Regions from separate parts of the Homo sapiens genome. Here region 1 is linked to region 2. Evidence: chromatin loops called from intact Hi-C (ENCODE). Cell type or tissue: IMR-90. All regions are shown on one strand. Links, peaks and the distances in the headings refer to the core of each region. The heading gives the core; the rest is flanking DNA.

Region 1 (6,355 bases), core at 1,831-4,330, 59 kb after region 2:
TTCAGTGATAGCTATTTGCATGCTGTCTTTCCTTTTATTTCAGCTTTCCATCCCACTTCCTCTTATGTTGCCAAATGAGAAGCTTGACTATTGGTGGTTAGAGTCTCTGCCACTCAAGATTTTCATTTTTCTGTATTTTGAAGTACTGTCTTTGTATGCTTTTCTTTTCTCCATTCAAAGAGCAGTCTCTTTACATTTGATATTCTGATAGAATTTATCTGCTGAAAATCAAAGTCTGTGCTCCTTGAATTCTGGCTTCAAAATAATCATCTAGAATAGATGTAAGATACTAGAACCAGATGAAAGATTCAAAAGATGTCAGTCTTAATTTATAAGTTTATTATCTACAAGACTGGATCTTGACTGTACCAGTCTTAAAAATATATCTTGCATTATAATTTGAGCTATGACATTTCATCAAACGTACAGTTTAAATTTATAGAACTCTTTTTTTTGCATTAATTTATGTAGTCAAATAGAAGACATTAAATTCAAAAGTATTTCTTTTCTTTCTTTTTTTTTTTTTTGAGATGGAGTCTCTCTCAGTCGCCCAGGCTGGAATGCAATGGTGTGATCTCGGCTCACTGCAACCTCTGCCTCCTGGATCAAGTAATTCTCCCACCTCAGCCTCCCAAGTAGCTGGGATTACAGGCACCCACTTTTTGTATTTTTGTAGAGACAAAGTTTCACCATGTTGGCCGGGCTGGTCTTGAACTCCTGACCTCAGGTGATCCTCCCGCCTTGGCCTCCCAAAGTGCTGGGATTACAGGTGTGAGCCATCATGCTCAGCTGAAAATATTTCTTAAAGATTTATATTTTCTGTCATTATTTTATGCAGTGCTTTAAAATTAATTGCTATTAACTTTTAATTAATGGAATATGATGACCTGAGTATTATTACATATCACAGAACTTTAATGTAAAGATACATCAATGAAATTTAGAATTTTACTTAGATACCAAGTTAATATACCAAAAATCCATTTAGACTAATTTTATTAAAACAAATGTATCAGAATTTCAGTGGCAATAATACTGTTTACATTTTTTTGATGGAATTCTTTTTTTTTTACATGGTATGGCTAGTATACAAATGATAGGGTTTTATGCTAAACAGGTTTTTTTTCCCCACATGCAGCAGAACTCTGCTTACATTATGACCTTTCAGAATAAATTGGCAAGCAGGTCAGATACCAAGAGCTAAGAAAGGATGGAAACAAATGTAGTATTTTGCAGGTGAATTTTTGAGATGCCCCATTTACTTGAAATTTTAAATAATGGAGGTAAAAGACTTTAGTTGAAGTTTGAATGTCTCAGAATGATGAATAAGGAGTTTGTCAGGTATTATATTTTCAGTGTTAGTGCAGAGTAATTCCTTGTAACACAAATGGCTGATTTTTGTAATATGTACACACAAGCTTAGTATGGTATGATAATAAGACAACAAAAACCTAGTAGCCTTTGCTTTTTTTCACTTTGCAGTTGACTTGGTAGCCTATCGGAAAGTCTGTTTTCATTTCTTCATTAGTATTATACCTTGGTGTTTTTCTAATAATTTATGGTAGTTTTTTTCTTTAATCAGAGAAGTTCCAGATGTAGGAACATGTTTTCATAGACGTTTGCATGCTTTCACATAGTTCCTTTAATTTTCCATTATTCTTCAAAGAAGCATATATATAATTTTCATTTGGGGCCAGTGTACTGTGGTTGACAACATATAAAATTAATCAGAGTCAAGCAGTTGAAGGTTAACATGAAAGAAATCTAGAAGAACCCAGTGCAAAATATAAGACAACACAAACTTTACATTAGACCCTATTGCTCTGAATGGATTGGAGGGATGGCGACCTTGCCAGTTGGAGTGACATGAGTGCAGTGGATGAGCTGTGGCAAAGTCAGGAAGCTTGGGAGCAGCAGAATTAGCGAAATGTTAGTAGTTGCTAGGTAATAGGGTTTATGTTAAAGATCGGAGACTAAGACGTGGTCATTGTTAAATCCCCTTGAGGAATTTATGGTGAAGTAGCCAATTAAACTTGGTATGTGCAAAGCCAAGGGAAGCTTCATGTTGCCTTAGTAAACATCTCTAATTGAATACTAAAGGATCCCGTGCTGCCTGGTGGGTATATCCCCTAGAGTAGTACTCACTGTGATTAAGGGTACATTGTTTCAGTAACTGATCCCTTGAGGCAGTGAATTGCCCAGTCAGTGCAGGAGTTTTAAGGGTCCAGGTCTAAAGGTGGAATTGCATCTTTTGGCTCTGTTTGAAGCTCCTTCTTGTGTGCCTGCACAGGAGTGCAGTGGGTACATACCTGTGAGCACATGTACCCTATTTCTTGGAATGACATTCTTGCTTTTAATTTTGGGCTGACTAGAAATTTTTGTCTGTGATGCCAGTGGTGGGTAGATAGGTAAGGATGGGCACAGTTTAGCCAGCGTGGATTGTGAAAAAGTACATTTATTTCAGGAAATTGTAAGAAAAACAAAACTGGGACCTAATTTAAACATCAGGCACTCCGAGAAAGTAGAGATTCTTTTTCTGTTTTTTCAGTGTTAGCTGTCTGGAGCTTAACTGAGAGATCAAGATAAGTTCAGTTCTTCTTTGTCACATCCACATCTTACAGTACTTGAAGCAATGTACTTTATTAACAAAAAGATAGTACATTTCTAGCCAAAGTAGAGGATTTAGGGAAAAGTTCTTTTAAATTTTATCCAGGGAGAGATTAAACAACATTGAGAGCCTGGGCAAAGAAAAGCAACTAGATTTTACATATTTAGTTAATTATATAAGAACAGATGGAAAAGATATGAGCAAATGCCTGACTCCACAAGATAACATGAGTAAGTGCTAAAATAAAGGTATTTAAACTTGTCTAGTAGTTGGTAAACAGCGTATCAAGAATGGAGATCTTTGCAACAGCTTCATAAAAAGACTTTATCAAATTTGGGAAACTCTTATATTAAGGAGATTACCATTAAATCAAAGCAATGCCTTAAAAACACAATACTGGTCTGTAATTTAAGGAGGATCATATTTATATAAGAAGAATACATTAAAAAGACATTGAGTTGGATAATTTAAATGGAAGAAATTAGAATGTGCATTTTTGACATCAGTTATTCCACCTGAAGCTAGAAATATTTTTTGATCAGCAAAGTCATTGCAAATAAGTTATATTAGTCTTAATGTAATTTGCATAATTTGAGACAACTAAAATATATTATTAAATGAACTAATAACTGTCACTTTAGAGCTTTTATATATATGCAAATAAATACTGTTCAACTAAAGTAACTCAAGAAAAACCTTGCTAGTGTTCCCTTAAGTGTAGGATAGAGGAATACCAAATGAATGAATAAATGAATAAATAAACATGTATACACATATATTTTATCTTGGTTAAATAGATAACTGTGAAATATTATACTTAGGAATAGCTTTGACTTTTCAAGTTTTTCTCACTTAAAATATGTTCTGTGTCTATCTAGTTTTTATTATGCAGCGTGTATTTAAATTATATTTTCATTTCTTTTCCTTTTTGAACAAATAATTAGGATTTATTTGATTTAGATTCTAAACACATTTTTTAATGGAATTATTATTATTATTTTTGAGAGGGAGTCTCGCTCTGTCGCCCAGGCTGGAGTGCAGTGGCGCGATCTTGGCTCACTGCAACCTCCACCTCCTGGGTTCAGCCTCCCAAGTAACTGGGACTACAGGCGCACATCACACCCAGCTAATTTTTGTATTTTTAGTAGAGATGGGGTTTCACCATGTTGGCCAGGATGGTCTCGATCTCTTGACCTTGTGATCTGCCCACCTTGGCCTCCTAAAGTGCTGGGATTACAGGCGTGAGCCACCACACCCTGCCAATGGAATTATTTTAAATTATTCATAGTATGGTCTAATTTATAACAACATTAGATATTTGAAATATTACTCAAAGATTAGAAATCTCCACCAAGCATAGGAAACATTTGGTCAACATAATTTTAATGGCCTTTTTAGAGACTGTAGTAATAATCCTCAGAAGCCAGAAATTATTAATAGTCTGAGTAATGATGAGAGTCATTCTAGGAATAGAATTAGAAGGTACTTACAGGAGGCCAGAGATCTGAGGGACAGAGGGTGGTGGAGACAACGGTAATCACACCTCTCAGATATAGTGTACCTTTTTATTAATTCATTTTTTTCTTAGTGGTCAGTTAAAGTATGGTAAAAATAGGTGGAAACTCAGAATTTCAGGGTCTTTTACTCAAATATAGGCCTGTTTATGCCCAGAAGAGACCCTGAACGTAGACTTCAGAAGCATTATCAATTTCTATTTTAAAAGTTAAGTATATGTGGACAGCTAATAACTCAATATTTCTTTTCACATAAAGATATATTTTAATTCAAATATGATAATTGAAGATGGAAAGTAACTCATGTCGTGTCTACTCATATATACTTTACATATAATAATCTGCATAGATTTTAAATACACAGGTCTCTAATATTTGGCAAAAGTATACACTCATCATATAAGTATTATGCCAAATGAGATAAGGAACATTCCCACCTTCCCAAATATAACCTTGTGCTTTTTGTAATCATTCATCTCAAACTCTCCGTCCCAAGCAACCACTGAGTGATTTTGAATATTATAGATTAGTTTTGCCTATTTTAGAGTTTTATGTAAGTAGACTCACATAGTATGTACTTTTTTGTGTCTGGTTTCTTTTGCTCAGCCAGGTTTCTGTGTGTGTCATTATTTGTTCTGTTTTATTTCTTTTTATTTAGGATCAGTATTCAAGTGTTCAAGAATCCCAAAGTGAGGAAAAGATTTGAACAGACATTTTACAAAGGCAGATATACTAATGCCCTTAAGTGTGTGAAAAAGGATGCTCAGTATTGCTAGTCATCGAGGAAATGCAAATTAAAGCCACAGTGAGATACAGCAGTACACCCACTTGAATGGCTAAAATTTAAAAACTGGTAAAACCAGGTGTTGGGGACCAAGTTGTATTTGCATTGCCGTTGAGGGGTGTACATAAGACTTGTTCATGATTATTCATAGCAGCTTTATTCATAATAGCCACAAATTAGAATCAAATGAAATGTTTCTCAACAGGTGATTAGATAAATACATTTTGATATAGTTTTGATTTTGTTCTTCTACCTGAGGTTTCTCCTTGGCTAAAGTAGAAATGTGTACAATTTTCCGAAATTTTGATAGGGAAAGATTATTGAAATAAATAGCCAGGTCTTTGTTAAGCCAAAGCTATGATAGAATCCTATTTCATATAATTAATACATTAAAAAGCAGGAAATTTCTGCGTTGTGTTTGTGATCTAGAGTAAGCTAGTAGAATGTGATTGAAAATGTTGTCCAGCTATATTTTCGGCTTGTGTGAAAATGGCTGCCAACTGAAATTTCTCTTCTTTTTTAGAACTGAATTATCTAGAAAATGGAATGAACTTCTTTATCACCCTGGCAGAAATTGGCAAAAACTGTAAAGCAGTTTGTTTTAATTCATCCTGTATTTTTTCAGTCTTAGTTTTCGTGTTACAGGTTTTCTTATTTTCCAGATTTCATAAGTATTTAATGAGATTTTGGGAATGGCTTTGTTAAAAACTATTAGCTAAATTGTAATTTAAACCAAAAAACTTCTTTGGAATTGTATTTTAACTGGGTTATTCAATTCTTTTTTCTTTGAGACTTGTCGCTCTGTTGCTCAGGCTGGAGTGCAGTGGCCCGATCTCAGCTCACTTCAACCTCCGTCTCCTGGGTTCAAGCTATTCTTTTGCCTCAGCCTCCCTAGTAGCTGGGATTCCAGGCATGCGCCACCAAGCCCAGCAAATTTTTGTATTTTAGTGAGGACGGAGTTTCACCATGTTGGCCAGGCTGGTCTCGAACTCCTGACCTCAAGCAATCCACCTACCTCGGCCTCCCAAAGTGCTGGGATTACAGGTGTGAGCCACCATGCCCAGCCTGGTTATTCAATTATTAACAGCATCACATAGCAAATTTTTATCAATGTCATTTGTATTATAGTGATAATTTTTTTGGGGGGAGATTGTTGTTTATTTATAAATGAGATTAAACTCTATGAATATGTTAAGGATGATGAATTAAGGGACCTGTCAGGAATACTTTCTGAGATGGCAGAAAATTGGTGAGATCAGAAGTCAGAATTCTTGAATCCTTTATGTATAGTTTGTATATTGTAATGCTGCTTTTCCTTGAAATAAGAATACTATAAATTTGAACCTTATTCTTATAAATGCAACTTGGAGGATTAACTGCAAGTTTCAAGCTGTTTCAAATTAATTTAAATTTGCATGGAAAACTCACATGGTGATTGTTTCCTAAGGG
Region 2 (6,355 bases), core at 1,898-4,397:
TTGTCAAAGCCATAGAGCTGACTTCTAATATTTTCAGTTACAAATATATATATTTGAGCATCTTTTAGAATAAACACCTCCCTTCCCTTCACACCAGGTAAAAAAATAGCTGGTATTCTACCATCCATATGAATTTGAAATATACGATAGAAATATAAATTTAGTAACACCTGACTTATTAAAAATTGCCAAAGATTTGATTTCCTATGGTCTATAAGAGAAAATTGCTACAAATCAATTTATTTTTTGGAATTTATTTTTCCTTACTCTTATTGCTTGAATAAACGTGGCTGCATCAGTGGTTCATGTTGACTCAAAGCAAGTTTCTCCCTTTCCTCTCCAGCTAAGGAAAGCCATATTTTTTTTTGTACTATGCTACTGTTAGCTGCTTGGCTTGGAAGACTTCGGTTATCATTATATCTTTCATGACTCAGAATCTGGCTGCCTCTCTTTCAATGATCTTGAAAATGTCCAAGATGCTGCATGATTTAGAAATGTAGAACCAAGTTAAGTTGAACAGTTTTCTACTGGGCTACATTGTAAAAATGGGAAAGGGAAATTACTTCCTTTTTTTTTTTGGAAAACACTTGCCAGTTGGAGCCTCAAAGAAGATTGAGTTTGAGAGGCCTTTAATTGTGCACCAAAAGGTTATTGCAGAAGATAACATAAAGGAGATGTCATAAAGAAGAAAATTTGAAGCTCAGTAAGAGAAAGCTGTGTGAAAAAATAGGCATTCTGCCAATTAACTGGGTGCTTGAAATAAATAGTTTGTAATTAAAGAAACGGTTGCAAATTTCAAAGACTTGATCAGTTTAACTTAGCTCATAGGGAAACCGGGGTGGTGGTGGGTACAAATTTCAGTTGTGAAAGCATGCTTACTCTCATTAAAGTTTTGCTTATCATTCATTAAATATTTACTGTTTGTAAGGTTTAGTAATATAAGATCAGAAAGTTTGTTAATCTAATATTTAATGTTAAATTATTGAAATAAAATTTCAACTACATTTGGGTAAAAGTGAATTATGATCTTAGGAGTTCAGTCATGAACTATTGACCATCTCAGTAGTTAGTATTTCCCAAACTGGGCAAAGTATGGGTGAGAGTGTGTAGAGGGGAGACCCAAGAAAACATAGAAATGGTCCATCACCCTTGGGTCTACTCATCTACTGAAGAACCATGACACAATTATATATGTAAGCAATTAGTAATAAAATATCATATGTTTATAAGTATAAAGGAGACATACAAGAAAACATTAAATGTTCATCTTTCCATACATGTCTGTCTTCATGTTGCATTAGTTTCAAGTGAAATGTGTTTTTTTATGTTTTATTACTATATACTATACCTTTTCATCCAAAGAAGAAATAAGAGATTGTCTCCTTTATTGGAAGACATTTTTGCTGGATGTAGAATTCTAGGTTGGCATGTACTTTCTTTTAGCACATTAAGATATATCACTCTGCTGCCTTCTGGCTTCTCCTCTTGCTGTGGGGAAATCAGCTGTTAGTCTAACTGTAGCTCATTTGAAGGTAAGACAGCCACCCTGCTCTTAGTCTCCTTTTAAGATATTCTATTTAATTTACTTTTGTTTGATTTAAATATTCTGTTTGTCTAGGAGTAGAATTCTTTTTATTTATCCTGCTTGAGTTTCACCAGCGTTCTTGAATTTGTAGATTGGTGTCTTATATTAATTCTGGAAAATTCTCAGCCATTATTGCTTTTAAACTTCCCTCTACCTGTTCTTTCTCCTCTCTGTCTGGTGTGTTAGTCAACTGTATTTTAGGTCTTCTTAGTCATTCACTTTTCATCCTCAGGTTGTGTCTTCCTTCTTTTTGTTCTTTCTCTGCTGAGTTACAGATTATTTTTTCTGAACTATTTCCCAGTTTGTTATTTCTATATTCTGTTTTGTCTGTTCTACTCCCATTGAATTTTAAATTTTGGCTACTGTAATTTATTTGTTTTTTTTTTTTCACATCTGCTATGTTGCTTTTTATGGATTCCTATTCCTTGCAGATATTTTAATATTTGCTTTTCTTTTTCAAATTTGTTGTAGGTTGCTTTTTAATCTGTCTGATAATTCTAAGAGTTAAAATCTGTGTGGTCTGTTCCTGCTATGGTTTGTGATTGTCTTTCACCCATGTTGCCTTATTTCCTTGCGTGGTTGGTTATCTTTAACTGGTTATTGCCCTCCCACAGCCTTTTTTCAGGACATTTTCAGGGTGAATGTGCTCTCCTCTGAGAGGTACTGTGTTTGCTTTTGCCAGGTTTCTGAGAGTATTACTTTAGGGGTATTATGTCAGGTATTAAGTCAAGGACACTTTTTAAACCGTATTTAGGATTGTGTCTCTGGCCCATCCACACCATATATACTTTGGGTGGCCACAGCTTCTCAAAAACTTCATTTTCCTACCTTTTTCTTTTCCTGCTTTGCTCAGTGACAAGTCAGCTTGCCCTTCGTTCTTCTGTGGTTAGGAGAGAGATGGTGGGTCAATTCTAGTTCACTCTTTCTCTGAAGATGTTCTTCGTTTGGGTCTCCAGTTTAATATAGGGAGGGCCTCTTGCAAGAGTCTTCCGCTTGGCAGGCCCTAATCCTTGTGTTTTGCTACCTTGCCCCTTGAGACTGAAGATCTGAAGTATGAGGAGATGGCATTTACTAATGTCCTCAGAGCAAAAATGGCATTAGTTCTCCTGGGTTTGCCTCAAAATTTGGCCAACAAGTTCCCTTTTAAACTAAATATTAGTTTAACAGTATTTTTAAAATGCTGTTAAGCTAATATTTTTAAGTGTTTTGTCCATCATTTTTGTTGTTTTCAGTGAGATGTAGATCTGAATAACTTAAGAAATCAGAAACTGCTAATAGCACGGAGCCCATCTGCTGCTGTGCTGTTGGTGATGTTGCAAATTGTTCCCCTCTCCCCTTAACATATTCTGAGCCTCAAGTCAAGACAGCTTACTGGGCTGGAGAGGTGATGGTCTAAAGAATTATAAAGATTTTTTAAAAATTTAAGTTAAAATAGCTTCTTAAATTATTATATCAAATTAATAGAGAAGTATTATTTCTTTAATTTGTTTAACTGCCCTTGTGCTCATCTGGAGAAACTGTCAGGAAAGATGATTTTTATTAAAGGCACTGCTGTTACATTCACTCAGGCATGATTCTGTCATAACTTCTTGGTATTTCCTTTCTATCTTTCTTAATTGCATGTTTTCCCTCCATCTCTGTCACAGTGCCAATTCTAGGACTGCCTTATTACTGCTTGTTGGTCTAGCAACTTCTTAACTGTTCTTTAATTATTAGCGGAATTGAACATTATTTTGTGTGTATGAATTTTTGTGCCTTTTCGTGAATTAATCTGTTTTTTATCTTTTGATGAATTTATTTTATTACATCCTATCATTAATAATTTTTAGTCTTTTGGGGTTTCATCACACAGAATATTTATTTTTCTCTTATTCTAAGCTTTTCTGTATTTCTTCAGTTTGAATATTGTCACTTTCCATAGTTTGTGTATTTCAGTCAGTAAACATTTCATCAGGTATTGTGGTAAGAACTGGGAATATAGGCTGTGTGCGGTAGCTCGCGCCTGTGATCCCAGCACTTTGGGAGGCCAAGGCAGGAGGATTGTTTGAGCTAAGGGGTTTGAGACCAGCCTGGGTAACATAATGAGACCCGGTCTCTACAGAAAATTAAAAATCAGCTGGGCATGGTGGCGCGTTAGCACGCCTGTAATCCCAGGCTATTTGGGAGGCTGAGGCAGGAGAATTGCTTGAGCTTGGGAGATCAAGGCTGTAGTGAGCTGTTCCAGCCTGAGCAGCAGAGTGAGACCATATCTCAAAAAAAAAAAAAAAAAAAAAAAAAGAACTGGGAATATAATCGTTATGACACATTTACCTGTGCTTAGGTTCATATGTTAGTGAGGGAGATATAAATGCTTATAGTATTGTACATAAATAATATAAAAAAAAACTGTATCTTCAAGCAGACAGGTATGTACCAGCATGGAGGTGGGAGTAACTATGCCTAAGGAAATCTGGTGCAACTTTGCAGAGGTAACCTGTTAGTTGCATAGAAATTTGCCAGTAGAAACACAGGGTATAGAAAGACATTTCAGATGTGGGAAATATGTGTAAAGTCATAGAAGTGAAAGAAAGACATGGTGCGCTATAGGAAGTGCAGATAGGTTGGTATAATTGGAGGGCAAAGTATTTTAGGGGAAGAAAATTGAAACTAGAAAGAGTTTAAAGGCCTGGGATAAAAAGGAACTTTGATGGACACAAAGAGCCTGTGTAGTGGGGATAATGGAGTAAGTGAGCAGGAAGGACATGGAGATGTGGTTGGGGAAAATGTGTGAGGGTAGGGGTGATGCGTTGCTTGTGAATTGTGCTGTGATCGTGGGAGTGGGCTGCAGAAGTGGAGGGTGAGTGGGTCAGAGGATGCTGACGACTGTGAAACTAGTGTTGACTGGATCATCCATATGGGTGTAGCAGTCCATTTGGACAGTGGCAAGAAAGTGGATGTTGTGATGTCGACAAGATTTGGATTTGGACCGTGCCTGTTCCAGTTTTAGTACTGGAAGTCCCACATCCTTAGAAACCTCTCATTCCTGGACAAACTGGGATGGTTGGTCACCATAATGAGGTGCCAGAAGGATATGATGAACTTGAGGCATTGAAACGTGGAGAGCAATAATCTGTAAGTGGGGAGCAGCTGGCTAGGGTGGAGGAAAAAGGAGGGAATAAAGTTATGTTAATTTATGCTAGCACGGTGTTCTCATGAGATAGCAAGGAGGTAGAGGTCTTGATTAAATTACCTATTTTTTTTCAAAAATATTTGTTTTCTTGTAGAAGAGATGAAATATGCTTTAGTATAAGTAAATAATCTTTCCTTTTTAGTGTTAATTTTACTATATTCCAAATGTGCCTATGCTATTAAAAAAACAGTAATAAAGTAACCAGACAATTGATTTTTATATTGATTAGCTTGACAGTATTACTGAGACATCAACATACTAATTAGAATGTCAGGATATTAAATTATTCATTTTCTAACTTTTAATGTTTTGGATGATTATAAATGACAAAAAAATTTGTGAGTGAAGTACCATACTATCCTATCAATTTTAGTTAATTAATTCAGCCACAGAGTGGTAATTATTTCCTTTTTTATTTTCTATTTTTGTCTCTTTGTTAAAGATTTTCCAATTAAAATTTTTTCCTATTATATGGCTCTCCTTTATACATTTAAATGAAGAAAGTACTTTGTAAGAACTGGATTACAGATAGAAAAAAATGTTTAAAACTAACTTATTTTAGGTTGATAAATATTTGGGTTATTTATCACTGTGTCAGAAATACCTCCAAACCTAAAACAACAATTCCAAAACCTAACATTAAAACTTAAAATCAAAACTTAATTCTAAAACTTAAAACAGTACCCATCTTATTATATCTCACACTTTCGAGGGTTAGGGATTCAGAATGGGCTTACAGGGCAATTGTTCTGTTCCACATAGTATTATATATGGGCTTTCTTAGTTGACAACTAGTCTGGTCTAGGATGTCTAAGACAGCTTTACTCACATGCTTGTGCATATGTGAGGACTTCTAAAAGGCTGGACTCTGCTGGACGCCTTTCCATGTGATCCCTCAAACGAGGTGGTTGGACTTCTTACTTCATGATCTAGGACTCCAAGTGAACAAGGCAGAATCTGCCAGTCCTCTCAAAAAATAGGCCTGGGCCTGGCAGGGCATCACTCGTTCCTGTCAAAGTAGTCACAGGCCAGGCCAGATTCAAGGGGAGGGCAAATAGATCTTAGCTCTCAACGGAGGATGTGTCAAAGACTTTGCAGCCATCTTTAATCCCCATGTACTCCAGATTGATGATTACATCACAGTGCATTTGGGAAACAAATTGCCCTTTATAATCACAGTATTTGCTACCAATATAGAACCTATATTTATTTGAAATGATAATAACAGTATTAAAAATTATGATATTTGCTTTCAGCATTTGATCTATTCACAGTTTTAATTTCTTTATAAATGAAATGATTCCTAATTGTTTTATATATATCATATATATATCATACATTTATTTTAGAAAAGCGGATTCTTTTCCTGGGATATGCTGTTTAGACCAGTGATGTATGTCGAACCACTAATGGACCTTAAAAAAAAACATACAGCTCAGGGCTTCAGTCTGTAGGTCTGGGTGGCACCAGGAATCTGTAATTTTAAAAAGCTTCACTGGCAAGTAATGTACATACTTACTTAATGACCAGGGTCTAAGAAAGCTCTGTAGATTCAAATAGAAACTATCCAAACTATTTATAAATGTGATTGAGTATTGTTG

The links. Peaks named below come from ENCODE experiments on the same cell type or tissue, not always from the same donor. Only the 100,000 strongest peaks of a DNase experiment are listed, where the experiment ranks them.
Region 1: a loop joins it to region 2, with 2.7 times the contacts of the local background. A loop is called at or near these places in 1 of 110 quality-filtered maps.

Annotation. Positions count from the first base shown.
Region 1 is chr6:57,421,646-57,428,000 of GRCh38, forward strand. The region is part of intron 7 of PRIM2 (DNA primase subunit 2); the gene reads left to right. Among named protein-coding and RNA genes, the nearest start is that of MIR548U, 35 kb to the left of the region's middle. RefSeq lists enhancers at 1,633-2,167, 2,168-2,701. In IMR-90, for the core only: no CTCF peak of the experiment used is centred there; no DNase peak of the experiment used is centred there; H3K27ac peaks cover 629 bases.
Region 2 is chr6:57,362,113-57,368,467 of GRCh38, forward strand. The region is part of intron 5 of PRIM2 (DNA primase subunit 2); the gene reads left to right. Among named protein-coding and RNA genes, the nearest start is that of MIR548U, 25 kb to the right of the region's middle. In IMR-90, for the core only: no CTCF peak of the experiment used is centred there; no DNase peak of the experiment used is centred there; H3K27ac peaks cover 304 bases.